Linked DNA regions of Mus musculus: regions 1 and 2 are each linked to region 3. The links are chromatin loops, found by intact Hi-C in ENCODE. Cell type or tissue: gastrocnemius. All regions are shown on one strand. Each heading gives the region's core, and the rest is flanking DNA. Links, peaks and the distances in the headings are about the cores only. Region 1 holds the start of Focad (focadhesin). Region 2 overlaps Focad (focadhesin). Region 3 holds the start of Mllt3 (myeloid/lymphoid or mixed-lineage leukemia; translocated to, 3).

The links. Hi-C counts contacts between places; a loop is a spot of excess contacts. Peaks named below come from ENCODE experiments on the same cell type or tissue, not always from the same donor. Only the 100,000 strongest peaks of a DNase experiment are listed, where the experiment ranks them.
Region 1: a loop joins it to region 3, with 10 times the contacts of the local background. A loop is called at or near these places in 13 of 42 quality-filtered maps.
Region 2: it touches region 3 in a loop (14-fold over the local background); 20 of 42 quality-filtered maps call a loop at or near these places.

What each region holds. Positions count from the first base shown.
Region 1 is chr4:88,089,110-88,100,363 of GRCm38, forward strand. Focad (focadhesin) reads left to right here and starts at 5,521. Exons shown (of 44, transcript NM_001081184.1): 1 at 5,521-5,566. In gastrocnemius, for the core only: no CTCF peak of the experiment used is centred there; DNase peaks (open chromatin) are centred at 1,341, 2,104 and 5,454; H3K4me3 peaks cover 1,742 bases; H3K27ac peaks cover 1,776 bases.
Region 2 is chr4:88,296,737-88,304,736 of GRCm38, forward strand. It overlaps Focad (focadhesin), which reads left to right. Exons shown (of 44, transcript NM_001081184.1): 19 at 248-365; 20 at 6,709-6,894. Among named protein-coding and RNA genes, the nearest start is that of Hacd4, 140 kb to the right of the region's middle. In gastrocnemius, for the core only: a CTCF peak has its summit at 5,748; a DNase peak (open chromatin) is centred at 5,727.
Region 3 is chr4:88,031,744-88,042,965 of GRCm38, forward strand. Mllt3 (myeloid/lymphoid or mixed-lineage leukemia; translocated to, 3) reads right to left here and starts at 1,664. Exons shown (of 11, transcript NM_027326.3): 1 at 1,341-1,664. The coding sequence starts at 1,352. In gastrocnemius, for the core only: CTCF peaks have their summits at 1,718, 1,919 and 3,905 (motif pointing right); DNase peaks (open chromatin) are centred at 79, 473, 644, 995 and 4 more places; H3K4me3 peaks cover 3,944 bases; H3K27ac peaks cover 2,631 bases.

The DNA.
Region 1 (11,254 bases), core at 467-8,466, 58 kb after region 3:
GATGGATGAATGATAAGAACCATGTGTGTACTTGAGGTGTAGTCCTGTGTGTTTTGTTTTGTAGTGCTGTGGAGCAAATCTAGGATCTCATTCTTGCTAGGCAAGGGCTCTACCACTGAGTTATACCTCTAGCACTAGCCACCCCACCCCCGCCCCGGTGGTGTGTAGATTCCTGGAATTATTTATTTATTTATTTATTTATTTATTTATTTATATTTATTTATTTTTGAGGCACGGGGTCTTGCAAAGAAGTCCTGGCTGACTTGGACTTGGGACTCACTCTGTAGACCAGTCTCCCATATGATGGAATCAAAGGAATGTACCACCACGCCCAGCACCCTACATGTATAAATATTAAAAGCATTATATCAAGAAGGATTAAAAAAAAAAGACTCGAGGAAAATTACTTTTCATTTCATTTCTTTGGCAATATCTAGTAAAGTGGAAATTCTAGACCATAAGATAGTACTATTATCAATGGGGCTATCTGATACTGAGCTTTCAAATTCAAAATGGCAGTAGCCTGTATTGTTTTGGGTGCTTCTTTGGTCTACTGGGCTAATAAAACCCATAAGGAGATATCCCATATCTGGCTTTAAGATTTTTGTTTAAAAACCTATGGCCTGTGTGTGTGTGTGTGTGTGTGTGTGTGTGTGTGTGTGTGTGTGTGTGATTGGCTACAGTTAAGAGATTCATGCGGCTGATTCATATCTACTGCTCTATCTCACACTGTTCAAGATACTAGGTATATGTATTAGCTGAGTACAGACAGATAGCTAGACCAGGAAGGAGCCCGCAAAGCCAACCTGGAGAGTAAGAACCTGCTGGGCAGTCCACAGGGTCCTGAGAATGAAAACTTGGTTATCACTTTGTAAGTTCTGTTATGCAGCAAATGGTAGCTGTTACAGGTGTTGAGGTAATACCCTCTTTTTTCTCTCCATTCTGCCTGAGGAATTTACCTGTATAAATTTCATCAGACCAGGAAGGGAGACTTAATTCCTTTAGCCCCTTCTTGTTACATCACCAGAGTCTGACGTGTTTCTTGATCAAGTGTCTTTCTTCCGGGTAGTCTTACATATGCAGATTTTTTTCCTACCATACTACCTGAGTGTAGGGGTGATTTGGGACTGCCCATATTACTGAGTCTCCCTTGTGATCTTTAAAGATCCTGCCTAGAGCCCTGTTATTGTCTCTTATTAAGCTCTTCCAATTTTCCTAATTTGATTATGCCATCTGTTTCTTGCTGGGACCCTGACTGAGAAGGAGGCCTTATCCAGAAGGTACCATCTTGGCAAAGACCTGAATGATCCAACAGAATGAATCATGAAGAGAGCTGGGGGAATTGCCAAGCTCCTGTAGGACTGAGGAAGCAGGGTGATTAGGGTCCAGAGAGCCGGAGGGTGCAGAAGGAAAGGTCAAGGTAGTGATGTGTGTGATCAAGGTAGAGGTACCAGGGCCAGGGCAAGTAAACCATACATGGTCTAATTGGCCCGTGTACAGACTTTGGCTTTTATTTTGAATGGAACAGGGACAATTGGAACCACAGACATCTAATTAAATCTAATGAGTTTGCTTTCTGTTATGTGTGGACAGTGGCTCCCTATGACTCAGTAGTGAATTTCTCCTCCTAGTGCTGAGCCTGCTGATGAATGTATGGGCGTGCTCAGTCAGCCCATAATGCTTGGGTGCAAGTTCAAGGCTTTGTGTCTCCCTTGATGCTGCGGGTGACATGACCTCTCTTTATAGTCGGGATTCAGATTACAGTGTCTTTTTTTGTTAGCATATTCTTTTCAGTTCTGCTAATGATTTGGGAGTGGACACATTTTTCTTACTCCCTTTCTTTCTTTCTTTTTATTTTATTTTATTTTTTGTTGTTAGAGTCAATAGGCCCTTCTATGCCAGCTTCAAAAACTACTTATCTAAAGGGTCTTGTACAATAGAGAACTAACTGCCTAACTACTTCAGGGGGAAGAATACAAGGCATTTAACAGAGAAATACTGTCTGCTTGCCCACCTCTTAGAGATGGCAGATATTGTCTTTACTATTTAAAAAGTAAGGACAGGCTGGGTAGACAGCTCATCAGGTAAAGGCCCTTGGCACTACGCCTGATGTTGAATCTTGGGGACCATATGGTGGAGGAAGAGAACCAACTCCCATAGGATGTTCTTCGATCCCCACATTCACACAATGAATAAATAAATGTATACAAAACTTAGAAAGCAAGACATTCATTTGCATGTCCATTATATACATACAATAACATATAGGTTTGAAACATATTTTGATGATTTAATGGCAATTTCTAGTAAAGGTGGCATGAAATCTAGATCATTTCCGGAGTAAATGTAAACTCCACTCTCTGCAGCATCCAACCCTTCCACCTTATCTCCAACCCCTGAGGGTCAGACAAGAGTATTGAAGTTTGAGTGGAGTCTGAGCACCTCAGGGAGGTTCTGTGTGCTTATGCTGGTTGGTGAGGAAGAGGGTGTGGTGCTGAGGTGGAGAGCACAGTCTCTGAATAATAGTTTTTGAAACTGAGTATATTTACAAACCCCAATACAGTTTTTAGCTGTGGTGGTTTGGATATGCTTGGCTCAGGGAGTGTCCACTATTAGGAGGTGTGGCCTTGTTGGAGTAGGTGTGGCCTCATTGGAAGAACTATATTACTGTGGAGATGGGCTTTGAGATGCTCCTCCTAGCTGCGTTGGAGACAATCTTCTCCTGTTTGCCTTTGGAACAAGATGTAGGACTCTCAGCTCCTCCAGTGTCATGCCTGCCTGGAGGCCATGCTCTTTCTACGATGTTAATACACTGAATCTCTGAATCTGTTAAATGTTTTCCTTTATAAGAGTTACCTTGGTTATGGTGTCTCTTCACAGCAATGGAAATCCTAAGACAGTACATGACTTATATATATTTCAGATGCATGTTAGTGAAAGTTTTGTCTGGCAGCTTATAGAACTCTTCCTGGTTTTAAGGTGTTGACCTTTGGTCTTGTCCTTGTGCTGGCTGCTGAGTTGATCTCCAGGCTAAATTGGCTTCACACACTTCTGGATTACACCTTTGATCTTGCGATTCCCGTTTTGCTTTGTTTTTGAGAAAGGGTTTTTCTGTGAGGCCCTGGTTGTCCTAGAACTCCTTCTGTAGACCCGGGTGGCCTTGAACTCACAGAGATCCACCTGCTTCTGGGATTAAAGGCATGCACCACCACTGCCCAGCTCATCTTGCAATGCCTATGTTGAAAGCTAATTTCCAATGCAATAGCATTAATAGCTGGGGTTATAGCTTAGTGGTAGAGCAATTGCCTAGCACATGCAAAGCCTTGGGTTATCCCCAGCATGCTAGGGAGGAGGGCACGATGCCCCTGGAGGTGATTAGGTCATAATGACTAAACCTCAAGGATGTGGTTAGTATCGTTATCAGAATAGTTTGATACAGGTACAATGTGACCCCATCACCTGGGAGGCTGAGGCAAGAGAATGGTGAGTGAAAGTCAACTTCAAGTATATAGTACTTTGGATGTGAGCCTGGGCAATGGAGTGAGACACTGTGACAAGGAAAGAGGAAGAGCAGGATATGGGGTAGGAAGGTTTGCAGGGGAGAGGGTCCTAGTGAGTATAGAGCACATACTTAGAATGCATGAAGCCCACAGTTTGACCTTTCAGAATCATCAGGGAGAAAATACAAAGAAACAAAAACAGTGTTGGGAGTCTTTACCCCATCTGCTATAGGAGGGCACTGAGAAGGTATTGTCTGTAGAGCAAGCCCCACACCAGATGACAAATCTGCTCATTCCTGGCTTGGGACTTTCTAGCCTATCGAATGAGGGATACATTTTTTATTATCTGTAATATATTCACTCAGTAAGATATTTTCTCATTGGAGTCAAAAATGGGCTAAGATCTTTCAGAGTAAGTATTTCCCCACAAGATCCTAAACTATCAGTTTTGGAGACAGACACTTTATTGAGAACAGGATGGCTGGTTTCAAATGTATCAGCTAGGTAAATAGCCTTGGTCAAAGTGTTTCATATTTTGTGCTTAGTTTCCTTATTTGAAAAAAATGTAATAACTTTACTATTCAACTTGGTCTGTGAATTAAATAAGTTGATATACTTAAAACAGTATACCAGACATAACTACATGCTCGATTAGGAACAAGTGAGCCTCAAGAAACACAGGAATAAGCCAGGGGTGTGGCCCATGCCTTTAGTCCCAGCACTTGGGGGGCAGAGGCAGGCAGATCTCTGATTTTGAGGCCAGTCTTGTCTACAAAAAGCATATTATAATGACCTTGCAAATTTAACTTACAAAACTGCTTGCTACAAAATGAGAGCCTGTCTCAAAAAACCAAATACAGGAATAGACAAAGGAAACAAATTTAAAATGTTCCTAAAATTTGTACTTGTGTAGTTGGAAAACTTATGGGAATATCATCAAACTAATAAAACCAAAAAGGTAATTATAAATCTCACAGAACTCCCATGTCCCCAAGGATATAAGCGATTGAATACAGGAACATGTTCAAAATTAATTTAGATAAATTCTTACAGAATGAATGCATTATAAGTTATTGGAAGATCTAGAGATGGTGTGTGGAATGTAATTATTGTTCTGAGGTGAAGTATAGGAAACCAAGAATTTCCTGTTAGCATATTATAATGACCTTGCAAATTTAACTTACAAAACTGCTTGCTAAATTCCTACCACAGAATTAGAATCTCTAGAGATGTACCCAGGCTTCTTTTAAAGCGTCCTAATGCTTCTAAAAGTGCATGGGGTTTCAGAAACAGTCAGGTAATAGATTTCTATTCCTTTTAACTTATTTATTTATTTATAAACGCAGTTGTTTTCGTTTCTGCTGCGTTGTGCCAGGTGTCACAGACTTCCCCTGTGGGACCATTCCTTCCTATTTCGCTAAAGAAAATGCTTGGCTATAATAAATGTTATATAACAATAATAGTCGTGGTAAAGTTCTTTGAGCCAGCTCTCTTTAGATCAAATTCCCCCGTAGCAGAAATTCCTGGGCCTTGACAACTATACAAGTAGAAGCAAGGGCACAGCAGGAAGAAATGAAGTCACTGAGCAGCAGCTCCAGGAAGCAAGCTGGCTCTGAACCCTAGCTATCATGAGTACTCCAACCCCGCTCCCCCTGCCCCTCCTCCCCACTCCAGTCACGAGGATTTACAAAATCTCCAAATATCAAGAAGCTGTCCTGCATCTCCTAAAGCTGCCAACAGGACTCCCTGGCTCTGTGCAGTGGCATCTCCAGACAGGATCCTTTGCTTTCACATCCCAGAGCCTGAAGATCAGCCTGCACCCCTGCGAAGTCTGGCTGTGGCTAGGGCTGGGACCCAGCTTCACTTCAACATCTAACTGCAGTGAGCCGCCAAGGCCTTGTCACGCATGCGCGCGAGGGGGCGGGCATCCCAGCAGAGGAGGCGGGACTGGTTCTTGAAGTAGGTTTCGTATTGGCTGTCTCCGACAGGACCCGCCTCCGAGCGGTGGAGGCGGTGCGTGGGACACGTCAGGCACGGGAGCAGGCTGTGCCTGTGGCAGAAGTGAGGTAAGCCATGCGGCGTGGCTGACCGTCCACCGGCGGCAGCCGGGTGGGCAGTTGCCGCATCGGGTCCGGCTGCAGCCGCGGTCACGGGGGCGAGGGCGACCGAAGCTGGACCACTTGGGCTGGGGTGCAGGCCCGCGGCGGAGCATGTGGCGGCAAGGCCGTGGCGTCGCGTGAGGCGGGCAGGGCATTTGACCTGCTGCCCCTATTGCTGGTCCAGCGAAGCGTCCGGCTCCCGGAGGATCTGGCCTCAAGCGGTTCCCTGGTGTAAGGCTCCAGGACCCGCTGGCAGTGGAGGGGCTTGGCAGCCGGAGAGGCTGGCACGATCTGTCTAGCTTACCTGCCTCAGGTTGCGGTTGTCACCCCTCCTTAACCCGGTCGCTGGTTCGGGGCAGCGCCAGAGATCCTGGTGTCCTCTTGTCTGGCCTGGGGTGACTGTCTGAGTTCCCCGGGACTCAGACGCAGTTTTTGTCCACTTTAATGCAAAGGCTCTTGGGTGAGCAGAGCCTGTTTTCTGACTCAGGTCTCTGGCTCTGAAGAGTTTTTCTGTGGGGCTTCAGCGGTTGCAGGCGCCTGCGGTTGTGTAGGACTTAATCCCAGTTTGTTTCAGCCATGGTGCCTTGACCCCTTGTTTGTAGTTTTGGATCCAGTGAAATCATACCGTCATTGACTCATTCATTGCAAACTTTTAAAATGAGTTCCTTGGTGGATAGATAGTACCTGCCTTTGCTTGCATTTAATATGCCAGTGCTAGTGTCTGAGTTGACAAGATTTGAGATGGATTTTTTTTTTTTTTGTGGTTCATTTTTAGGATCTAGATTTAGATGCAAAAGATGAAGCTCTCTTGGACCTTATTCCAAGGGTTTTTTTTTTTTTTTTTTTTTTTTTTTTGTTGCTTTGGTTTATTTATTTATTTATTTATTTAATTTTGTTTTTTGCTTTTCCCTCTCCTTCTAATAAACCCTAAAGCCCATTGGCCCTGAGGGGTGATCCTAGTGCTTCCTATGGAAAAGTAAAGGGATGTGATTACAAGTATTCTGTAATTTTGGAATGTTCAAATTTTACAAAATTTACAAATGTTCAAGATTTACTGAACGGTGTTAGCAGTTGGGAACCAACTAAGTAAAAAACACATGATGTCATTTATGATTGTGTATTTTATGCTCCAGTGACAAGTGTTTCTGTTCACAAACACTTGACTAGCAAGCGAGTGAGTGCATGGTTACAATTTTGATTGACATCCAGTTTCTGCAAAGAAAGTACCATGACTCATCTAAATTTTGAAGTGTAATAATCATGAAGTTTTTTGTTATATATAAAAATACTCCATAGAGATAACTGGACAAGAATGCAGTTTTCAAAGCTTTTGACTTGCTTTGGTGATAAGTGATAGCCAAAACAACTGAATTATTTACTTACCAAATTAATCTTATTAACAGTTCACATTTCTTTGTTTTCCATATCTTGCTTAGTTTTTTTTTTTTGTTTCTTTTTTAATTGAAATAATTTAAAATTGTATCATGTTACTATTTGGTGGGTTTTAATTGCTTGATGGCTCTAATTGAGGCCTAATAATCCAAAAGTAAATAAATTGTTACTTCAAGGTAACAAATACCTGTATAGATGTGATAGATTTTTCTTATGGTAATTGATTAATGGTATTTACACATAGTAGAGATCACCCTTTTCTAGTATAAAATGATTTCAAAGGTAATTATTCTGATATTCCGAGCCTCATGATATTTGACATTGTCCATAAACTGTTAGTTGAATTAATATTAATTAGAGATGTAAATCAATTATAATCACTATTAGTATAGAGCTCTTTCATATGATAAAATACAGCTTAGCCCTAGAAGTATAGTTTAAATCTGTGACTTATAAATAGCAATTAATTGAGAAGAATTTATGTGTACCATTTCCATCATGGTAAATAAGAATTGCTAAGCTAATTGGACAAGTGTTGTTTGTCAGCTTCCTCTATAAAAATTATTTCAACCTTTTTAAAAATGTAGATCCCATTCATTTCACACACTAGATTACAAAATTTGAAAGTGTGTAAAAAAGATTTTTAATCTGTTTCAAGTCACACAATGTTGAGAGTAATGCAATGACATTTGTAATTTTTTATCACTTTGCTAACATATTTTCATTCATTCAGCCAGAGTCAGAGTATGCATGTATTTGTTTTATTGCTTGTTTATCTGGATAGATGAGAATGACCTTGAACTAATGGTTTTCTTGCCTCAGTCTACCCAAGGCTGAAATTAGGGCAAGTGCCACCCTTTCTGGTTTATATCTTGCTGGGACTGAAATAAATACTTTGTGCACTTAAAATGCATTATTATTATTATTATTATTATTATTATTATTATTATTACTATCATGTGTATTTACATGAGCCCAGATGCCTGTGAAAGCCAGAGGCATCAGATTCCTTGGATCTTAGAGTTATAGGCAGTTGTGAGCTACCTGATGTGAGTGCTGGGAGCCAAACTTGAATTCACTAGAAAAGTATTACGTACCCTTAACTGCTGAGTTGTCTCTCTAGGCATCTGAGTATTCTGGTCATACAGACCCCTTAACTTATGAATAGGTTATAGCCAGAAAATCTTACTGTAAGTCAGTAATATTGTACATCAAAAATGCATTTAAGAAGAATGAGCATCATGTGTAATTGTGTGGCAGACAGGTGCTTTTTGTGAGTTTGACGTCATCCTGGTCTACAAAGTGAGCTCCAGGCCAGCTAGGCCTACATAATGAGAACCTGCCTGGTTCAGTAGGTAAAGTGCTTTCTATGATAGCTGGATTTCTTAGTACCCATGTAAATGGTAAGTAAATGGGTGCCTTTAATTGCAGCATTCAAGAGCTTAGACAGAAGATCCCTGGGGCAAGATACATATCTATACTAGCTGAAATTGACCAGCTATGGGTTCAGTGAGAAACTTTTCCTCATTAAATAAAATGGAGGGCAATTGAGGAAATCAGTTAGTGTTAACTTTGGGTGCCCATACAATGTACATATACCCATACCCCCATATTTACCTGCAAATATGCCAATGTGTGTGTGTGTGTGTGTGTGTGTAAAAAAAAGTAAGAGTAAAAAAAATCACTTAATGTTGGTAGATGTGTGTTGTTGCTGTCTGGAGGATCTCCTTTTGATCTGCAGAACCTGTGTTTAAAAGGAATTTAGGGGTGGTGGCCTGTGGTCATAACACTAATTAAGAGAAGGTGAAGACAAGTAAATCACTGAGTCTGGGTGGCCTGCCAGCCTGCCTAGCCTGCATGGCCAATTCCAGGTCACTGAAAAACCCTGTCTCCAACAAAGCATATAGAATATCTGAGGGACAATAGCCGAGGTTCGCTTTGGCCTCTACCTACACATGTCCACAAGCACACATGCATGCATGCCCACACACATACATGCGCATCTGTGTGCACACACATACACATAATCCATTTAGTATACCTAGTTTCTTGCTCAGCGTGGTTTAGCAACAGTATATTCTACACTATGGACTGTTTATCCTTGTGATCTAGTGGCTGACTGGAAGCTGCTGCTTGCTGCTGCTTCCCAAAGAGTCCAGCCTCTCATCTTAGATTTCATATGTTGCTTGGTGAAGGAAAGATTAACATCATATTTTGAGGTATACTGTCTACTGAATGTATGCATATTACTCTCTCACTACTGTGAAGCCGAAAAGAAACACCAGTCAGACCATTTTAGTCAAGGACTGTCTTAATATTGTCATACCTTTGACTTTAAAGTCTGTACAGCTCTGGGTGATGTGATGTGTACATGTAGTCCTGGGTACTCAGGGAGTTGAGCCAAAGAGGAGTGCTTGAGCCCAGCATTTTGGTGTAAGCCCACAAGCATAGTGAGACCCACCCTCCTTTATATAAATAAATGTTAAGAAAGCTGCACAATTCCTCATTGTTTATGATGAGAAAGCATTTATTTAGAACAAAGTAAGGTGAGGATTCAAACTGCATATTCTGCTATTTATTTATTTACTTTTTTTGAGATACAGTCACACTGTAACCTGGCTAACCTTAAACTTACAGAAATCCACCTACCTCTGTCTTCTGAATGCTGGACTTAGTATATTTATGTATCTTTTAAATGACTTATCTTTTTGCTTTCCTAGAGACCAATGAACCATTCCATCCAAGCATGTAAACTGAATATTTTCTTTTTAGTGTTCCACAGTGTATCTTCCAGTCTCTGTTCGTCAGATGAACAGTTACTTGCTAATTTGGCCCATAAACATGTTGAATAAATGTTATAATTGTGAGTGTTATAACTATAGTTTTATATCCTGGTGTATTCTGTTTTCTCTCTTGAATCCTAGCACTTGGGAGGCAGGGGCAGGCAGGTAGGTCTTTGTGAGTTCAAGACCAGTGTAGTTAGTGAGTCCCAGGAAGATTACTTCCTAATAATCAGAGAGTCCCAGGCTAAAAACAGAAAAAGAAAAACTTTTCTCTCTGGCCCATTTGCTTTTAAGATTTACTTTAAATTTTACTGTTTAACAGTCATTGAACAAGTTGGTTACACAACTAAAGCTTCAGTTTCTAGTATAAGCTGTTAGTGGAAATAGAGGAAAGGCTTTATATTACTTTGAGTTTTGAAGCATTGAACCAAGTGGACCTTACGTCTTCTATGGGTGTGCTTGCATGTTTGTGTGTAGATACAGATGCGTGTGCCATGGGGCACACGTGAGTGATCTGATATGGGTGCTGGGAACCAAACTCAGGTCCTCTGGAAGAGCAGACGGCTTAACCACAGAGCCATCTCTTTAACCTGGATTAGAGACTTTTAAAATGGATTTTTAAAAACTTTATTATTATTTTTTAAAATTTATGTGTATGGATGTTTCGTCTGCTTGTATGACTTTGCACAACGAATGTGCAGTGCCCAAGGAGGCTAGAAGAAAGCACTTGATTTTCTGGAACTGGAGTTACCGACAATTGTAAGCTATCATGTGGGAGCTGGAAATTCAACTCAGGTCCTCTGGCTGAGCTGCTAGTGCTCTTGGCCACTGAGCCATCTCTCCATCTCTGGATTAAAGGTTTTTTAAAACATAAGGTATTTTCAGTTTACAATGGATTATTAAGATATATAACCTCATTATAAATATAATTTAAGCTTTTAGGGTACTGATGGGATGGAGGGCTTGGCTGATATGGAATAATGAGAATGGTGTGTTGTGTGCCTCACCTACCTGAACATTGATACAGCTGATAACTAATTAGGGAGGAGAGTTGGAGAAGAGGTAGGTATGTGATCCTGGTTTCTGAAGTTTTTGTCTGCCTGGTGGTAGTGGTCAGAGAACATGAGGGATACTTGCATGTTATTCTCTCAGAGGAACAGGCATAAGACAGTAAGTGATGTAGAAGCACTTTTCCTGGATCTTGAAGTTCATTCTTCTTTTAATTGAGCCACCAAAAATGGAATGCTTGCTTAGTTTTCACCAGGTTGTGGAGATAGGGGATCTTCTTATGAAGAATCAAGGCTGCAAAAACATTTACTGATTGGTATTGGGATCAAACTGTTGTGAAGAAGGGAAGGGTGTTTAGTGGGAGGATGACATCTTTAAAGTGTTTGAAAGACTGGCTCAGCCTATGAAGTGCTTGCTGCACAAGCCTGAAGACACCAGTTCGGATCTCCAGCACCCACATAAAAGCTGGGCT
Region 2 (8,000 bases), core at 1-8,000, 260 kb after region 3:
AGAACTTACTATGTAGACTAGACTGGCCTTGAACACACGGAGATTCACCTGCCTCTGTCTCTCAGCTGCTGGGATTAAAGTTGTACACCACCATACCTGCTGTTTCATGAAGGTACCTTTACAATTTTATTTAAATTGTCTTTTGATATTGAAGAGTGATTGATTAAGTCTACGGTAATTTATATTTTACATTTATATTTTACATGTCTTATTTTTACTCTCTCTAACATGTCTTTACTTACTTCAGATAAGGCCAGAGATGCCTGTTCCTGGTGAGCTGGATGAAGAGGAATCTGTGGACCTTTCCATTCCTGGCGCGTGCTTTCTCAGACTGCTGACCATCACTGCCCCTTCGGTTTTACCAGGTGACTCCTACTTGACAACCACAGGGCTGGACTTTTCCAGTGGTTTTGCCTGTGTGGGAAATTGTGAGAATTTTTTGTTTGTTTGGTGTGCACATGCTGTTGTTTACTCTCATATAGATACTTTCTAGATGAATGCTAAGTGTACCTTTGTGTTCTAGAGGGGCAGTCTTAGGTAATATGATGTTTTAACCATCATAAAACTATTAGATGACAGTAACATTTAACTGAACATAGTTGTTCTCAATGAAAACTAGATTTCATTTCAAAGGCTGGTTATTGTATAAAACAGATTTACTGTGGAACTCCAGGCCACTTCTTTAATTAATGTCTCTTTGTTATAAGCTAAGTGAAAAATGTCAACTTTTAAGAGATCTACTTGTAGTTTTATCATTATGAATTTAATTTTGTTTTAAAATTAAATTTATTCATTCATTCTCTTGCAACCCAATATCAGCTTTTCCTCTCCTCTCAGTACCCCCTCTTTTCCCTTTTGAGGAGAAGCCCCCCTCTGAGTGTTAAACACCCCCCCAGCCCTCCTCAGCACATCATGTTGCTGCAGAGGACTAGGCTCAACCTCTCCCTAAGGCCAGACTAGGCTGTCCATATAGGGGCATGGGATTCACAGGAAGGTAGCAGGCAGGTAACAGGCTCAGGGGCACTCCCTGCTCCAGTTGTTTGGAGGACCTGCATGAAGACCAACCTGCTCATTGCTACATATGTTCAGAGGGCCTAGGTCCAGCTCAGACCTGGTCTTTGATTGGTGGTTAAATCTCTGGGAGCCCCAAAGGGTTTAGGTTAGTTGTCTCTGTTGGTCTTCCTATGGAGTCCCTGTCCTTTTCAGGTTTCTCAATGTTTCTCCCAGCTCTTCCATAAGACGACCCGAGCTCCATCTAATGTTTGGCATGAGTGTGTGCATCTCTGCCCGTTGACTGCTGAGTTCAATGAGCCTCTCAAAGGACAGTTATGCTAGGCCCCTGTCTATTCTTTTGTTTAAATATTTTATTTTATTATTGTATGTGTTTGGGTGTTTTGCTTGCCTGTATCTCTGTGTGCCACATGAATAGCTGGTGCTTGGGGAAGTATTACAGACAATTTTGAGCTGCCACATGAGTGTAGGGAATAGAACTTAGGTCCTCTGCAAGAACAAGAACTCTTACCTGCTGAGGCATCTCTCCAGAACAATTTGTTCTTTCTATAAAGTATACGAATCACAGTATTAAAGTTCCAGAGCTATAAATAAATGGCTACATTATTTGTACAATATACAAATGTAAATTAGTTAATATAAGCAATAGAAGAATGTGTGTGCACTGATGCACACAGGTGTGGTGTGCTGATGAGGCAGAAGCAGATGGTCATGATTTACAGGACAGGGATAGATTTTTGCCAGGCATGGTGTATTTGAGGCTCAACTGGTATATGTAGTGAGATCCAGGCCATCCTGGGCTACATGATGACTTTTTTTTTTTAAATAGTTTTAAGGATCAAATTATATGGTCATTTGTTTTGATATAAAGTTTATTAATCTGTAGCCTTTAATAGGCATGCTGTGCAAGTGTGTGTGGTATTCACACATGTAAAACTTTCACTAACTCTATTTAAGTCTTACCCAAGAAACAGTAGGTGATTATAGCTGAGATATGGATTATGGGCTACGATTAAAATTTTATATTATTTAAAATTTATCTCCTGGTTATTAAAAAATCCTTAAAATTTCCATAGATGATCCATTGTGATAGCTGAGATATGGGTTATGGGTTATGATTAAAATATTATATTATTTAAAATTCATCTTCTGGTTATTAAAAATTCCTTAAAATTATCATAGACCATCCTTTGTGACTGGAAGCCCTCCAGTGCTAGCCAATATTTTGCTTTTTTGTTCAAATTCTGCCTTGAACATATATACATGCAAACACTTAAGTTTTGAAAATGAGGCTTAATAAAAAAATGTTGTTATAGCTTTTCAACATAGTCATTTTTATATGTGATTATAGTAATCTATAACATTAATATTATTTTTTTATTTCATGACAATTAGAGATTATTTGGAAATTTAGCTAAGCATGTATCATTAATTTATAGACAGAGCTCCTGTCTGTCCCTGCCTCCTTTTATTAGAGCAAGCTGAACAGTGGAGCATAGCCAAAGCTACCATGTTTTCATGTTTTCTCTCCTCTGCAAGCCTCAAATCTCCTCTACTGTTCCTTTCTTCTCCATACTTCCTATCTCATCTCATTGCTCCCCAGGAGCCCTGAGTCTCTCCAGGGTTAATAGCCAGCAGGCGTAGGAAAATGCCTTGTATACAAATCCTCCAGCATCCTGAAAGAGCCACTGCCAATAGCTCACTGGAGGTTTTACAGTGACTTTGTGCCCTTTGCTGATTTCTTTAGCCTTCTGGCCAGAGGGAGGGTGTGACTGCCTGCAGAAGAGGAAAAGGTTGCTACTGAGATATTTTGAGGGTTCGTACCTCTGTGCTAGTGATTATACTTGATGGCTATAGTCCTCCACTGTGTTTTTGTTTTTTCTTTATGAGGCAATCTGATAATTGGAGTCAATGGTTTTGTACGTATAATTGTGTCTGGCAAACCATCACCATAGACAATGTTGTTCTGTGCTCACTTTCTCTGATTAATGGAGCATGGTCAAACAGACAAGGACATAGGTTGCAGCCATGGGAACAGAGACTCAGAGGATTCTGGGTATATGATGCATGGTAGTCACTAGTTACAGATGGCGGTAAAATCATTGCTCTGAAAGAAGGGGATCATGGCCTGTTTCTCATGTTAATTATTTTCTCTTTTTCTCCTCCTCCTCCTCCTCTTCCTCCTCCTCCTCCTCCTCCTCCTCCCCCTCCTCCTCCTCCTCCTCCTCCTCCCCCTCCCCCTCCTCCTCCTCCTCCTCCTCCTCCTCCTCCTCCCCCATCTCCTCCTCCTCTCCCTCCTCCTTCTCCTCTTCTTTTTCTTCCTCTTCCTTCTCCTCTTCCTCTTTCTTCTTCCTCTTTTTAAACTTTTTTTTTTAATTTTACCTGTGTTGGTATTTTGCCTAAGTGTATATAAGTTCATCGTGTCTGTGTGTACGTGGTGTCCGTGGAAGACAGAAGAAGGCATCAGATTTCCTGAGACTGGAGTTATGTACAGTTGTGAGCTGTGTATGTATGTATGTATGTATGTATGTATGTATATTGTATGTTGTGAGTTATACAGTTGTGTGCTTGTCAGCTGTGGGTGCTGGGAATTGATTTCTGGTCTTCTACAAAAGCATTAACCATGAAGCCATCTCTTTATCCCCTAATATTTAAAGTTCTAGCTTAAAATGTTTGTACTAAAGTCCTTTTTGGATTTCTCCAGATACTCTGAGTTTGTCAACTCTTAGACTTAGATTTTTATTTTTTTCATTTCACATAGTATGTTTATGATCCTTATCTTAGTTCCTGTGGTAACTTTATTTTTTTTTTCAGTTGTTAGATGATTTTCCATTAGATATAACTGCAGTGTTAACATGCTCACCTTGTTGTGTATAGATTTTCGTTTCTTTTTAAATTCTCACCTGGTCATATGTAAGGAAGAGGCCAAGGCCAAGGCTGCAGAGAGCAGGGAGAATGCTGCTTATTGATTGGCTCAGTTGCTTGGGGAAGATGATGTTCTCTGTAGTGGCTCCATTCAGATGCTTGCATCTTCTCCTCCCTTCACATCTGCAGGAGGCACTCGAGAGGCTTTTATTGACCACAGAGCTAGATAAGTAGGAGCTTTCTGTTGCTGGAAGAGTGCACTTGCAAGTGTGTCTTCCCTTTTGACTATGTGCTTGCCCTCTTTGTCAGAACACAGCTCCTTCTGAAGAAGCATGAAATCATCCTCTCTCACCACAGCACTCCTGTCTTCACAGTCACATGACTCACGCATTCAAAAGGTCTGTGCTCAGACTGAGCTTGGAGCAGGCATACCTGCACCACACCATTCAGGAACTGGAGTACACAGTCTGTGATTACATAGCATCCATTTGTCTAGACGTTACAGTCATGATGGTCATTGCAAAAAGGGCTTCATTCTCAATGGGATAATCGGAGAAATTTAAATAAAGTTTCTCTTTATAATTGTGTTTGCAAAGTTTATGGAAATTCATTAGACACAATGAATCATCCGAGAGTAGCTAAGGTCCTTTGGCCGTGTAGGGAGGGTAAAAGACATGCATGTCACAGTTATAGCTGCCTAAGGGGAGACAGCCTTCTAAATAAGGGTGCAGGCAGCCTGTAGTAACCTGTTGGACAGTGTTTAGGGAATAAGTTCCCTGACTGTACTGTGTTTTCACTCTTTGATCTCCTGCCAGGGCCTTTCATTGGTTGACACAATGAGCAGCCTTTTGATGCATTTCTTACAGCTTAGTTCTGGAGGCTACAGGGCAGTGTTGAGAATGGTAGGGGTAAGTGTGGAGGAGTCAGTAGAAACTGTTCCCAACAGATGTTCTCAGAACTGTGTGCGTGTGAGTGTGTGCATATGAGTGTTTGTGTGTGTGTGTTGTATGTGCATGTTTATGTATGTGTTTTGTTTATGTGTGTCAGTAGACCAGAGGTTAATATTTTGTGTATATTTATTATATGTTCATGTGTACATATGTGTATGCATGTGTGTAGACTAGCAGTTGATTATATGCGTGTGTTATGTGTACATGTCTATATATGTGCATGCATGTGTATGGACCAGAGTTGACATTATATGTGTTATTTGTCCATGCCTATGTATCTGTGTTCATGTGTATAGACTAGAGATTGATTGACATTGTGTGTGTGCATGTTGTATGTGCATGTCTATGAATGTTTGTGCATGTGTATAGGCCAGAGATGGACATTGTGTGTGTGCATGATGTATGTGCATGTCTATATATGTGTATGTATGTGAGGCAGAACTTTTTGGTTGTATGTGTGCCTTGCCATTTAGGTAGATTGTCTGACTAGCAATTTGCTGGCATCCTCTGTCTTTGACTCACCAGTGCTGGAGTGCCATGTGTGTTCTGCCTCACTTGGCCTTTTTGCATAGGTGTTGGGGATCAAATTTATGTCTTCATGCTCTGCAGTGTTCTTTACCAACTGAGCTATATCCCCAGTCCCTCTCCTTACTTTGTATGGGTAAGTTTGGTTGCAACCAGGGGATTATACAGAAAGAGAGAAGGATACTTAATTATTGTGCCAGTGAGTACTTACTTTAAATCATGGTCATTTAAAGGAGACCTTGAGGTAAAAATATTCCTAGTTAAGTTTGGATGTGGCTGGGTGGACCCTTGTTTTTGTGTTCCTACTGGAGGACCATGTATTTCCTGTTTGTTTTCCCACTGTGGTTTGTTTAGCTTTCATGCTTTGTTTTTGTTTCTGTATTGGGCAGCCTCTAGTGGTTCTTGTGGAAATGGCACCCAAATATGAACCCAATGGTAATTGGTTTTTGACATCTGTTGTCTTCTGATCCTACATTTTTATGTTGTCTTGTAGTTCTTACAGTGTCATATAGCAAAGTGAGCTTCATTAGCATAGGTTCCTTTGTAGACAGAGGAAGTAAGGAGTGAGTTTTTCAGATTCTAATGTGTGCTAACATTCCTACAGAATTGGCATAGTTCTAAAAGGTCTGTCTGAAAACATCCAAAGGACAAGAGGACTCATCCCATGAAAAGCTAGAAATAGTGTGCTTCATGTCGATAACCAGCAAGTCTCGTGTTCCTGTAGAACACATCAAGAGTATATTTTTGAAGAACAGAAGGGGATATTTAGGCTATCTGGATAGGTGTCTTTCACTTGGCAAGAAGGGAACATGGCAGAAATAAGGCCATAGGGAGAGTCATGATGGTTCCTTATTTGAGGTCAGAGGCTGTATAGTTTTTTGGCAGTGTTGTTTGTTTTTGTTTGTTTGTGCAGTGAAAGCTATTGGGTGGTATTAAGAACATAAAGGGCAACTTCAGCTTCTGGCTAGAGGACACTATAGGGGTGATCACGAGGAAGAAGTGACTAAAGATACAGCTTTTATATTAGTATATTTGAAGAAGACAAAGATAATAACTAGGCAAGGCTTTATGAGAATGGTTGTAAAAGGAGGACTCTGAAGATGGAGCCACAAGAACTTGCCAGTAGATGATCTGTAAGAAATGAAGAAGAATGAAAGCTAGGATACCTGAGCACTGTAGTACTTTGTTCCCATTTGGGAGCATTGAAGGCAGAGATGGTGCTCAGTGGTTTCCTGTTTGCTTGGTGAAGTTCAACCTGAGACAGAGCTGGATGCCTGTGCACCGGTTAGGAAGGAACATGCCTCTTCTGGACATCTCACATTTATTTGGGTTTTGAACTCTTGTTATTTTATTCCAGCATTGGAAGAATTCTTTACATCTCTTGTGAGACAAGAGATGGTGAATATGCCCCGTGGGATATATCACTCTGCATTGAAAGGAGGCGTGCGCTCAGACCAAGGGAAGACAGTAGCAGGAATCCCGAACTTCATATTGAAGACATACGAAACAAACAAGCAACCAGGATTGAAACCTGGCCTGGCAGGTAAGAATACTGCACTTGGTGAAGTGCAGGTTTACAGTGTCATGTCTCAACTTGTGCTTCCATGTGAAATTGTAATAAGTTACATGGTAGGACATTGCTTGGCTGCTGCTCACATTTACACACAGCTGGAACAGTTACAACAAACAACCGAATTGAAAAGGAATTCAAAAAATGCAGAAGCAAAGATAAATAGATAGCTTCAAATTCCAGAATGGGGAGACTATTTTAGACCTTTTTACCCCTTGGAACATATTCTATTCTAACTGTGGATTTGATTGGCAGCTGGCTCAGGCCAGAGGTTAGGTCTTGTTGGAGAAGTGGCCAACAAATGTATGGAAACAATTTTAATATTCTTAGTTATCAGGGAAATGCAAATCATGAATCTATTGAGACTCCAGCTTGGTCCAGTCAGAAGAGCCATTACAAGAAAAGAAACAGGAAATGAAGATAAAGACATAGAAAACATAGAGAACAAGGGATACTCATACACTATTGCTGAAGCTGTATATTAGCCTAGCCACTATGGAAGTCAGTATAGATGTTGCCCAGCAGGGAGAACTAGAAGTACCACATGATCCCATGTACTGCTTTTTGGTTTTACAATAAGTATTCCAAGTTAGCATATAATATAGTAGTATACTTGCAATTTAACATTTATTAAGACATTGTTCACAAATCAGCCTGTGCCCATTAGCAGATAAATTAACAATAACAACAATAATAATAATAAATCATAGTTTATAAAATATGGATTTTTATTCCTCCATTAAGAGAAGAAAAATCATGTCATTTGCAGGAAAACTATTTGTCGTCAAACTGAGCCATAAGAGTCAGATTCAGAAGGACATACTGAATGTTTGCAATCTAGATTTTAAAAATAGGACATGAAAGTGGAGGAGACTATTTAGGAAGAGGAGGGGTTCTAAGAGGAGGTAGGGACTAAGAGGTGATGATGGCATGAATATGGTCAAAGCACAAGATGTACATATGCAGAAGTGACACAATGGAGTCAATTATTATACACCAATAAAGGTACTTTAAATTTTAATTGTAATTATGTAATAGTGAAGGCAGACCATATAATAGCTTGTAGGATGTAGCTACCA
Region 3 (11,222 bases), core at 1-8,000:
AAGGCGACCGTTCGCTGCTCAACATTGCGCCTGACATTTTTTTCCCTCCTCCTTGAAACGCACATAAAAGGAAACGGCAGTGCCCTCTCCATCCACGTTTCACGCGCGTGGGCGCGCACACCCCACACCCCCAGATACACCGGGCCGGGCCGCAGGGGCCCCCGGCGCCGCTACACAGCGGCCGGGATTGTAACGGAATGTTACCCCTAGTCGCGAAGGGGGTCGGGGAAAGGGGAGAACACGACCACCACGGCAAGCACGACAACAAACGCGTCGGTAACAAATTAGGAGACAATCAGGAGGGGATGCTGGGGCGCTTTCCCGGCGTGGGAGGGGAGGTGGCTGAGATAGGGGACCGGGGTTTCTAGCGAGCCCCCTCCCCGAAAGTACCGCGGCGACAGGCACACGCCGAGGAAGTCTTTGTGTACGTGTATGTGTGCGTGCGTGTGGAGCGCGGTGCCAGGCGGAATGGAAACTACAGGCAGCCTCTGCTAATGGGCACAAACTCCCGTGTTCTTTCTTACCACGGGGTTCGTGCACAAGAATGAAACGTCGTCACACATACACTCACTCACGCCCGCACGAAAACACGCCAAGGCATCCCCAACTCAAAGCACCCCGCACCCCTCGGCGAACAGCCCCCCACGACCAGCAAGGCCAGCCCAACAGAGCCAACGCTGCACACTTTCAAGAGCCAAAGTGGTCGCAAACTCCCTCCAGCCTCCCCCCACCCGCCCCCCCAGCGAAAGCCACAAAACGCAGAAAGGCAGGGCTACTGGCGGACCGCCGCGGAGCCCCGGTCGCGCACACCGGCCGCTGGGGCAAAGTTGCGAGCAGCCCCGCCGCTGTCAGCCCGCACACTCGGGCTCACGCGCGCGCCGCGGAGAACGCACCATCGTGGCGGCCGCGGCGCTCGGCGGAGGTGCGGCCGCAGAGGCTGCTCGCCGCGTCCCCGGACCGTGCCCGCAGCTCCCGGCGGCGGCGGCGGCTGAAATATGGCTGAGTTATTATTCGCCTCCTTCCACCGGGTGTGAGTGTGTGTGTGCGCGTGTGTGAGCCAGAGGGAGTGTGAGTGCGCTTCTTGCGATTGCAAAGAGGCGAGGCGGGCGGGAGGCGCGGGGGGGGGGGTGGCGGTGGCGGTGGCGGCGAGTGTGCGAGTGTGTGCGCGCGCGCCGGGGGGGGGGGGGGTGGGGAGGAGGGAGAGGCGGCAGCTCCCCGCGAGCAAAACCAACCTTTCTCTAATTGGAACCGCGGAGCGCTGGCGCTGTCTGGGCTGCGGCGGCGCGGGGCGGAGGAGGAGAGGGAGGGGGGCTTTTATTATTTTTTTTGCATGTACTTACCGAGCTAGCCATGCCTGGGGGCCCGGAGGTTTGCCGGGGTGTTGTGTGGTACCCCCCCTCCCCCGCCCCCTTCAGCTGTAATTCATGAAGAGGCTGCTATGAATGAGAGCGCGCCCGGGAGCTGAGGGTAGATGGCGGACATGCTCTGCCTTGGCCCCCACCCCACCCCGTGCTCGCTCTCTCGCTCGCTTATTAAACTCAGCCCCAAAAGCAAAAGCAGCAGCAGCAGCAGCAGCAGCAGCTCCGGGGCCAGAGGATGAGTCCGGAGCATGCGCCGTGGCGCCTGACACCCGGGCTTCGAGCCTCTAGGGGCGGAGGGAGGGCGTGCGGGCGGGGCGGAGCGCGCGGGGAGGCCGAGCGACCGAGCCAGGGGGAGCTCGAAAGAGCCAATCAGCGGCCGCCTCCCCGAAACCCCGGCGGCCCGCAGCGCCACACTGGAACGCCTCGCTTAAAGTAACAGGTTCCTGATGGGGGAGGGGGGAGGAAATGGAGGGAGGGGGCCCGGCACTGGGAGAGCGGCCAGCTGGGGAGCCATCCCGGCCCCTGTGCAAACTCCGTTCTCCCTACAATAAAAAACGGATTAAAACTGCTGGAATGTGGCCACTGCCTGGAGCCCCCCAGCCGCAGGAGAAGGGGTTGTTAAATCAAGTCTTTGGCGGTAGTGAGCACGTTTGGGAAGGGGGAGCGGGCTTGTTTTTACTTTCCACCATGGATTTTTGCGGGTTTGTGCTGAAATCGCAAGAACGCACACCCAAACAAACTTATTTAAACAGAGAGCAAGAGAAATCCACGCTACCAAAGAAAAAAAAGAAGGGGGAAAAAAGCCTCCTGATAGCAATCTCTGGGACTGAACAGCCCCCAGCAACCTTAAATCCCTTTCCCTATCTACTCCGAGCCACCAACCTACCCCGCCCTCCCACCGTCGCCACTGAAAACTTTAAAAAAGAAAAAGAAAAAAAAAGAAAAGAAAAAAAGAAATGAACGCGAAACAAGAATGCCATTTCCTTCCTAGGAAACGCCTCCCGCCTCGGTGTTCCCGGGCTGAGAACCGTGCCCAGGTGGAGGCGGGACACCTGGGAGTGCCCGTCGCAGAGCCTTAGGGAACCCGCTTCCCAGTTGTTTGCTTCAGGAGGCTTCCCCCTCGCTGACAACCTGCTGGGTTGCATCAGGGTCTGCCCTCTCTCTAAGGGCGCGCCAGACTACTGGGAACCTTAAAATAGATAAAGTTAATACTGACTATAATGTGCATAAATTGGATTATAATCTTTAGGCATATTGGTGACAGCCAACATAATCCATCTCTGGGTATTAATCCATTTAGGCTCCCGGGTGACAACCCCTCGCAGAAGTGTTCTAGAGTTGCTCTTCTACAAATGCTCCATCTCCGATTGTAGTTTGTCTCAGTGGCCACGGGTAGAATATCAAGCCATACGTGAAGCGAAAAAAGAAGAAGAAGAAGAAGAAAGAAAAAAAAAAGAGTTACTAGCTTCCTCTAGAAACACAGACAACCTTTAAAAAGGAAACGGATAAGATCTAGACGATATACGAAAATGAAAGATGGGTGTGACTTTTGTTTCGTTAAAGTTCTTGTACCTCTCTGGCTCTTAACTCCTTTTTTGAACTGGTTTGGGGTGGTGGCTGTTTTCCAGAGTTTATCTTTTGTTCACCATCTTTTTTTCTCCAGATTGCCAACTTCTTTTCTCCCTGTGTTTTTTGTCTCTCTTCCTCTTTCTGACTCAACTTTATTGCTTTCTTCTTTTCCTCTCGCCGGGAGACCATGAAAGCACAACTCGGCCCTTGCATTGAACACTTGAGAATAACGGGAAGGAGGTTTCCTGGAGCGTCCCAGGTTCTCCATGACCACGTTCAGTTTTTCCCACTGCTCACAAAGTAGATGATGGGGATTAGACAGGACCAGGTCCAGCCAAGTTCAAAGCAGCACGTTTCCAACTCGAGTAGTGTGATTCTCCTAAAACTGGTACACCCATCCTCCAGGATTCAGCCCAGAAGTGGGGAAACTTGAACAGAAGTCCAAGGACATATTTCCCAACCAAGTCTGTAAGAGTATGTCATCTTGTATGCATGTGTGTTTGTGTAAGCGCTAAGTTAGACAGAACTGCTGTGTGTGGGATATAAGCAAGGGATGACTATCTACTGTGCATTCTTACACCGTTTATCAAATAATCAAATTGCAGAGAACTATTTTGGAATGAAGAAGTTGAAAACTGAAGATTATGTGAATGTTTTTAGTAACTGAAAGGTGACCATTCCGCGTTTGCACTGATTCCAGAGTTGGTCTCTTGGTTTTCTCTCCAGGAACTGGAACTTGTATATTAAGAGGGATTCCCTGCCCCACCCCCTCGACCATGTGCTTGCTAGTGAGTGTGTGTGTGTGCATGCGTGCGTGTAATATTTGCTGGATTCTCATTTATTCCAGCAATCACAAATAAATCGTAGAATCTGACCGTCTTCCCCCAACATCCTTCCTTTCTCAAATGCGTTAAACCCTCCTCCCCAATATAAAGTAATTCCCCCGTCTGCAAATTCGGAGACTTAAAATATGCCAGTAGATGGCGCACAGAGCCCTTCCACCAGCGTCCTTATGTGACCCTCCTTACAACAAAAAGACTTCTCTACCAGGAAAAAGAAAAAGAAAGCACAACCCGGAATACTCCAGGTTCAACTTTGAACAAAGGAATTTACACCAGCCTTTCCATTTGTAGCTGTCTTAATAAGTTCGCTGTTAACAATAAAATTGGGAGAGCAAATGCATTTCCTGTCCATTTATTCTGAAATAATAACAATGTAAGTCAAAACAAACAGAGTGGTGGACCACACTTGGGAGGCTAAAGCAGGAGCCTCTAGGTTTCAAAGCTAATCACAGCTACATAGGAAGCCTGGACAGCATGGGGGCATTGTCTCAATGAAAGTGTACTGGAGAGAAATTTTAAGACAGGCATCAATGCTAGGTAGCAAAAAATAGGAATAATTAAAGTCATCAATGATAAAAGCATTTCCTTATTCAAATAGAAATTATCCCACTGAAATTCATACTGTGATGTATAGTACAGTATGAAATTGGGTTACTCTAATGAACACAAAAGTGATTAACATCAAGTTAAATAAGAACAGTGATGGAGATTGGAAAAGGACCTGTGTGTCTGAGCCTAACTCCTCACAGGACCACAGCTGGCTCCAACCTTCTCATCTCAGCAGTTTGCTAGTTTGGAACTTCAGAGCAGTTCAAGTGTTTCTGCCAGAACAAAAGGAAAAAATAGCTTTTTCAGGTGTAATTAGGGTGTTATAAAACACTCTAAAGTAAATTTTACCCATTCACTATGTCAGGTTGTTGGTACACACACACTCAACGAATCGAATCATCAAAAATTAGCCACTGTCCATCCTTGGCTATATGGGTTTGTCAGGGAAGGGGAAGGCCCATGAAAAAACTATTAGCTACTAGAACAGACAGTAGACATTTTGGTAGCTGCACATTCAGAATAACTAAGGCTTCCCCCTCCATAGCCTGCTGGGTGTTTGTTTGTTTGTTTGATGAAATACATCCATACATCTGTTTACCAAAACTGGACCATATGTCAAGTACAAGACTGTAAGAATGATAAGAGTCAGAGTGGAATTCAGCCTGTAGAATGCTTGCCCCATACCAGAAGCCGAAAGTTTGCATCTCTGTACTCGAATTAACTAGTCATGATGGACACACTAATAATTCCTATACTCAGTGGGAGGTAGAAGTAGGAGAATTTAGAAATCCAAGGCTACACAGAGAATTTGAAGTTAGCCTAGTGTGTATGAGACCTTACCTTTAAAATAATTAATAAAAATAAAATAAAAATGAATGTTGGTTCCTGCTGTCATACAAACCACAGCTCTGTGACACAGAGGAGAAACTTCACCAAAATCATTTCTTCTTTCTTTGAATTTCATTTACACCTAAGGTTGGGATACTTGTACATGTCAGACATAAGCAAGGAGCGTAGAAAACTGACACAAACAGCCGAAGGACAAGAAAAAGCAATGGCAGGAGATTAGAAGCTGTGACTGTCACCCTCAGTTCCACCTTTTAATAACTGAAAAGGGAGGATACAGTAGCAAATTCCTAATTTCCGTGGCCTTGAACTTTAGTATTTCTATGCTCATTTCCTTCAAGTTCTTTGAGGGGAAAACAAATCCCACAATAAAAGAAAGCTAAATCTTTTCAAGAACAGAAGCTGAAAAGCACTGTTTCTTATGGAAGTATTTCTTTGGAACCTTACATGCTTAATATTATATCTAACTTATGGTTCTAGGACAGTGTGTTGGGACTAACTGAATATACATTGATATCCACTCAACCACCTACTATAAAGGCTAGTTCCAGATATAATCAATGCACCAGGCTAGTTTAACCCAGAGCCTCTTCGTGTGTAGATTACTCCCCAAGAGTCATCTAAGCAACACATGTATACATTCAGAACACGAGTGTCTCTGAAGTAATAATTTATTAATTTGGTAGGCTGTATCCCTAATTTAATAAATAGCACCTCAAGGCCTGAAAATTAATCGAGAATGTTATGTCAGATGAGCAATAAGAAATCCTGTAAATATTGAGTGTGAATGAACATGTCTCCCTAGCCCCACCGGAACCTTGGTGAAATAGCTGCAGGTAAGTAAGGTACACAGCACATTGAAACAGCTTGCAGGGAAAAATTATCTCAAAGCTAGGATGTTTTATAATATCTTGATTCTTTCTTCGTCTCTTCACAGACAGTTTTCACAGGCAGTTTTCCATCACTCTGGGTGTGTGTGTATGTGTGTGTGTGTGTGTGTGTGGTATTGATATTTTGGGGACAAAGTCTCATGTATCACAAACTCAACCTCAGCTCTTGATCGTCTGCCTGCTAACTCCCAAATTCAGGGGTGAAAGGTGTAAGCCACTTTATCATTCATTCCATATATGTGTGTATTCATGTATCTATATGGATATATATGCGGGTGTAGAGGCCACAGGTCAGCATGATATGTCTTTCTCTGTCTTGTTTTGTCAGAAATGGCCTGTTCATAATCCTAGAACATCAATTCTGCTAGCTTGGCCAGCCAATAATCTCCAGGGATGCAGTTGTCTCTATCTCGCCCCCACCAGTGAGGGATAGAGTTTACAGAGAAGCACACCATATCTAGTCTTTATGTAGGCAATTATGATCTAAATGGAGAACCTCAAGCTAGCGCAGCAGACATTTTACTAACTATGCCATCTCCCCCAGCCTTCTGACATTTGCTTTTATTTTATTGTTGTGTGTATGGGTGTGTGACTGCATGCATGTCTGTGTACCACCTGTATGTCTGGTGTCTGCGGTAGCCATAAGAAGATCTCCTGAAACTGGAGTTACAGTTAATTGTGAGCTGACATGGCTGCTGGGGACCTCACTTGGGTGAGGTCCTGCTGTGCCATCTCTCCAGCCCTTTCTATCCTTCCTTAGGATTTGTCTGTGTGATTTTTAGTGGGAATTTTGCTTCTCTTCACATACAAGCTTACCTCTACTATTCATAGATAGTGAACTGAGAGTCAAAGTAGTCATTTTATTTGAAATATAAACTAGAGTTTGCCTTATTGGAAAAAATGAAAAAAAAATCAGGCCTAAAATTTAATGCAGATGCTGAATAACAAATTAAAGAACAGAAATGGGAAAAGGAAAGAAGGAAAGAAGGAAGGAGGGAAGAAAGGAGGGAGGGAGGGAAGGAGGGAGGGAGGGGGGAGGGACGGATGGACAGACAGACGGAGGAAAAAAAGCAAGGGAGGAAAGAAGAGAAAGGAAATGGGGCAGACACTCTATAAACTAAATGGTGTGACACTGGCTTGAAAATAATGTAAAACCTCTAAGAGAGAGACTTACTCCTTCTAGTAGGATCATGTATTTTGGTTGGGTTAAGCGATTTGCCATCAGCCCTGAAAAACCCATGGCTACACTACCCACTTGGTAGATAATCCACAATGGAAAAGTTAATATGAATGGGTTTTTTTTTCATGTAAATCTGTTAGAAGTGGAGGGTTTTTTTTTGAATATATGAAATATATATGATTACATTTATTTGTTAGTCTCCATTTATAGTTTTTGTCACAGAAAGAATATTTATTAATCTCGCCTTTCTCTTTTGGAACTTTTCCTATATTTTATAATTTACTTTTGGAAATGATCTATCATATAGTTCTTGTTGATCCAGAACTCTCTCCATAGATCAGACTGGCCTCAAACTCAATGAGAGATCCACATGCCTCCACCTCCCTAGTAGTGGGATTAAAGATGTGTGTCATCATGCTTGACCCTACATTTTCTAAAAGTTTGGTATATACCTCTGTTGATACAGTGTTTATGGATTCCATCTCTAGCAGTGCACAGAGCCAGGCATGGTGTTACACACCTGTGATCCTAGCACTACAAAGGTAAGAAAGAAGAACCCAGCTCAAGGTCACCATCAGCTAAATACCAAGTTCAAGACCAGCCCCAGCTTCATGAAAGATGCTCTCATAAAAAAAGAAAAAAAAGGGGGTGGTGGAATTTTTAGTTATCATACAAAATAATGGATTTCATAATGGAATTTTTTAAACATATTCATCATAGTTTTAATTCACCTCACCCACAGCCCCTGCTGCCTTTCTTCCCGCCTACTTGCTGGTCTCTCCCTCTTCCTTAACAGTCCCAATTTGTTGTGTTTTGTTTTGTTTTGTTTCGTTTTGTTTTGTTTTGTTTTGTTTTGTGGTGGGATGGGGTTCGAGACAGCAGTCCTTTGCATGGTCCTGGCTGTCCTGGAACTTGCTCTGTAGATCAGGATATCCCTTGAACTCACAAAGATCTGCCTGCCTCTGAAGTGCTGGGATTAAAGGCGTGTGTCACCACTTCCCAGCCAGTCCCAGTTTTTACTTTCTTATCACATATGTTAAGAAAAACTTTTGGCAGGGCTGGTAAAACAGCTCTGTGGGTAAGAGTATGTTCTGGTCTTGAAGACCAAGTTCTGTTCCCAGCACCCATCCCAGGTGGCTCAGACCCACCTGTAACCTCAGATCCAGGAAGATCTGATGCCTGCAGCCTTTGAGAACATCCACATTCACATGCATGTACCCACACACAGATGCTCAGTATACATATAATTTTTAAAATATTCAATCTAAAAAAGAAAAATTTTCAAACAAAAAATTCTAAACTGTATTAAGCAGTGTGCCATTCTACATATAGGCCTCCTTCACGAGGAACTATTGATTTGGAAACAGTAGATAGTGTTGGATGGGAAAGAAGGAATATTCATTATCAGTGTGCTGAATCAAGAGGACCGCTGGAGACTCTTACCTACTATAGCTGTGTTAGACAAGCCCTGTGAAATCAGAGAGGGGAAAGTTAATGATGTCCTCTGTATACAGTGGCAATTTGAGGGAAATTTCAAGTTATAACCAGATAAAAATTACTAATGAATAACAAGAGAACTGTAATTTTTTTTCTAGACTATTGGGCCTCTAATATTTATTGTTTCAATCTTTTGTCCTGTGTTTCATGTCTTTTGACATTTTGAGCAGAGAGTGCTTCCTGATGTAATGCAATGAAAGGCAAACAGTATCACCTGTATGGTACTCCTGCCCAAGAGAGTTCATCTTGAACCTAACCACAAGGATGAATTTAGCCAAATCGAGAGCAAATGAGGGCATTTACCAACACAAGGGACTTAATCTCTCCTTAAAATAGCAGTGCTGTAAAGGGAAAGGAAAGGAGCAGTAAAAATATTTTGTATTAAATTTGACTTAAAAAATCATGGCAGCCACATAAAATGAATGTTTAATACTTGCCTGGATTCCAAAGTGGAATCAAACAAAAATACAAAGCAGCCTAAAGAAGGGAGAAAGTCAGCAGCGGCTGGATGGGAGAGGATGCATTTTTACTAAGGATTCATTTCCGGATGTGCTAATGGTGTTATAATTACATGTGTTATAATCTCCTGTGGCCTAAGAATTATGTATGCAAGTGTGTTTGACAAAGTTGTCTATCATGATATCTACCACTTACTCTAGCACAGCCAGTTAAAACAAACAGGTAGTAAGGACAAAGAAACAAGCAAGGATATACTTGTAAATCAAGATTTAAAGGAGAGGAACATACGAAGAATGAAGGTGGTCATTATATTTCATTTTCTATATTTGTCTTTTATTCCAATCTACATTTCAGGAGATAAGACTAATTTTTGTTTTGTTTTGTTTTGAGACAGGGTCTCCTGTATGGTCCAGGCTGGCTTGGAACTCACTATGTAGTCCAGGCTGGCCTTGAACTCTCAGGTGTCTGCTACCTCTGTTTCCAAAGTGCTGAGGTTAAAAGTGTGCACCAGCTTGGTGGGGCTGACTTTGAATTTAGGATTCTCCCACCTCTGGCTCCAAAGAGCTTGCACTATGACACCTGTGTTATGCAGTACTTGGGAAGGAGTCCAGACCTAGCACATGCTGGACCAGTGCTTTACCAACAGATCTACATCCCAAACTTCTTTTTCCTTTCCTTCTCCTTATCCCCCTTCTTTCGTTCTTTCTCATATTGAGTCTTTTTTTACTTTATGCTTTCTCCTTTTTGCCTATCATTAAATTTCTATTTGAATTGTAATAATGTGATGGCTTTTGATTGACATGTTTGAGGTCAGCATCTTTGGTGATCTCAGCTTTTCTCTGGTAGCAAAGGGCACCAAAAGGGATCAGGACTTATGACATGGGTTTAGCCTGTGCGGCTGAATGAGTGACAATATTTTCCTTGAACGCTCTTTCAAAAGTAGATGCTGTGTATGAAAGGTTCTCCTCCTGAGATTACAACAATTTAAAGGTCATTCAATTCTACGGACCACTTAATTGTGCCCCATTAAGCATTTCTCAAAATAAGGATTGGTGTGTATGTGTGTGTGTGTGTGTGTGTGTGTGTGTGTGTGTGTGTGTAATAGCATTCAAGGACTGTCAATATCAGCATTGTCTAACAGATTTTCTTCCAGCCTTCCCTCACTGACCTGATGTGTAACACACTGACTTTTCTTTTGTATTGTTCAAGGGCAGCTGGGTGAGTGGCCTTGGCTCATTTAGAAGTCATCTAATGCTTTTGTTCTCAGTTAGTATTTTCTTTAAAGGTCACCTACCTCTGACACCTGTCAGCTGGTAGTTCTCATAATCAGGAATAGGTTCACATAATAGAGCCCTGTGAATGCACTATCCAACGACTGGCAAGCATAGCAGATCACAGGGCATTAACAGACGGCTCTGTGAGCTCTCATTTTTAGCCCCAGATTCCTTGTGTGCACTTTTTGCTAACCAGGTACCAGAGGGAGAAATGTGGAGAGAGAAAGAAGAACAGAGCTGAGAGCTCCATGTCAGAAAGCACAAGGGTGGGCTGGAGAGATGGCTTAGCGGTTAAGAGCACTGACTGCTCTTCCGAAGGTCCTAAGTTCAGATCCCAGTAACCACATGATGGCTCACAACCATCTGTATAGCTACAGTGTAATCACATACATAAAACAAATAAATAAATCTTTTAAAAAAAGAAAGAAAGAAGGAAAGAAAGCACAAAGGCCTGCCAGAGGGTAGTGAAGGCCACTGAATGAGAAAGAACTGGGAAGGGGAGCTTAACAAAGAGCAAATAAAATAAAGCCATACCACAGTGCAAAATGTATGAGAAATCTAAGTATGATAAGAATATTAAGGGGAAATTCTTTGAGCCCAAGGAGAATGTTTAAAGACTGCTTTTGAGTTTTATTTAGTGGCCTCAGTTCAGAAGCTATGATTGTATGTAGCTAGTCCATACCATCTGGAGAGGACCTAGTTCTGATAGTGTGGGTTTTACTTCAGCTGTGGCTAACCTATAAACAAAAGGCACC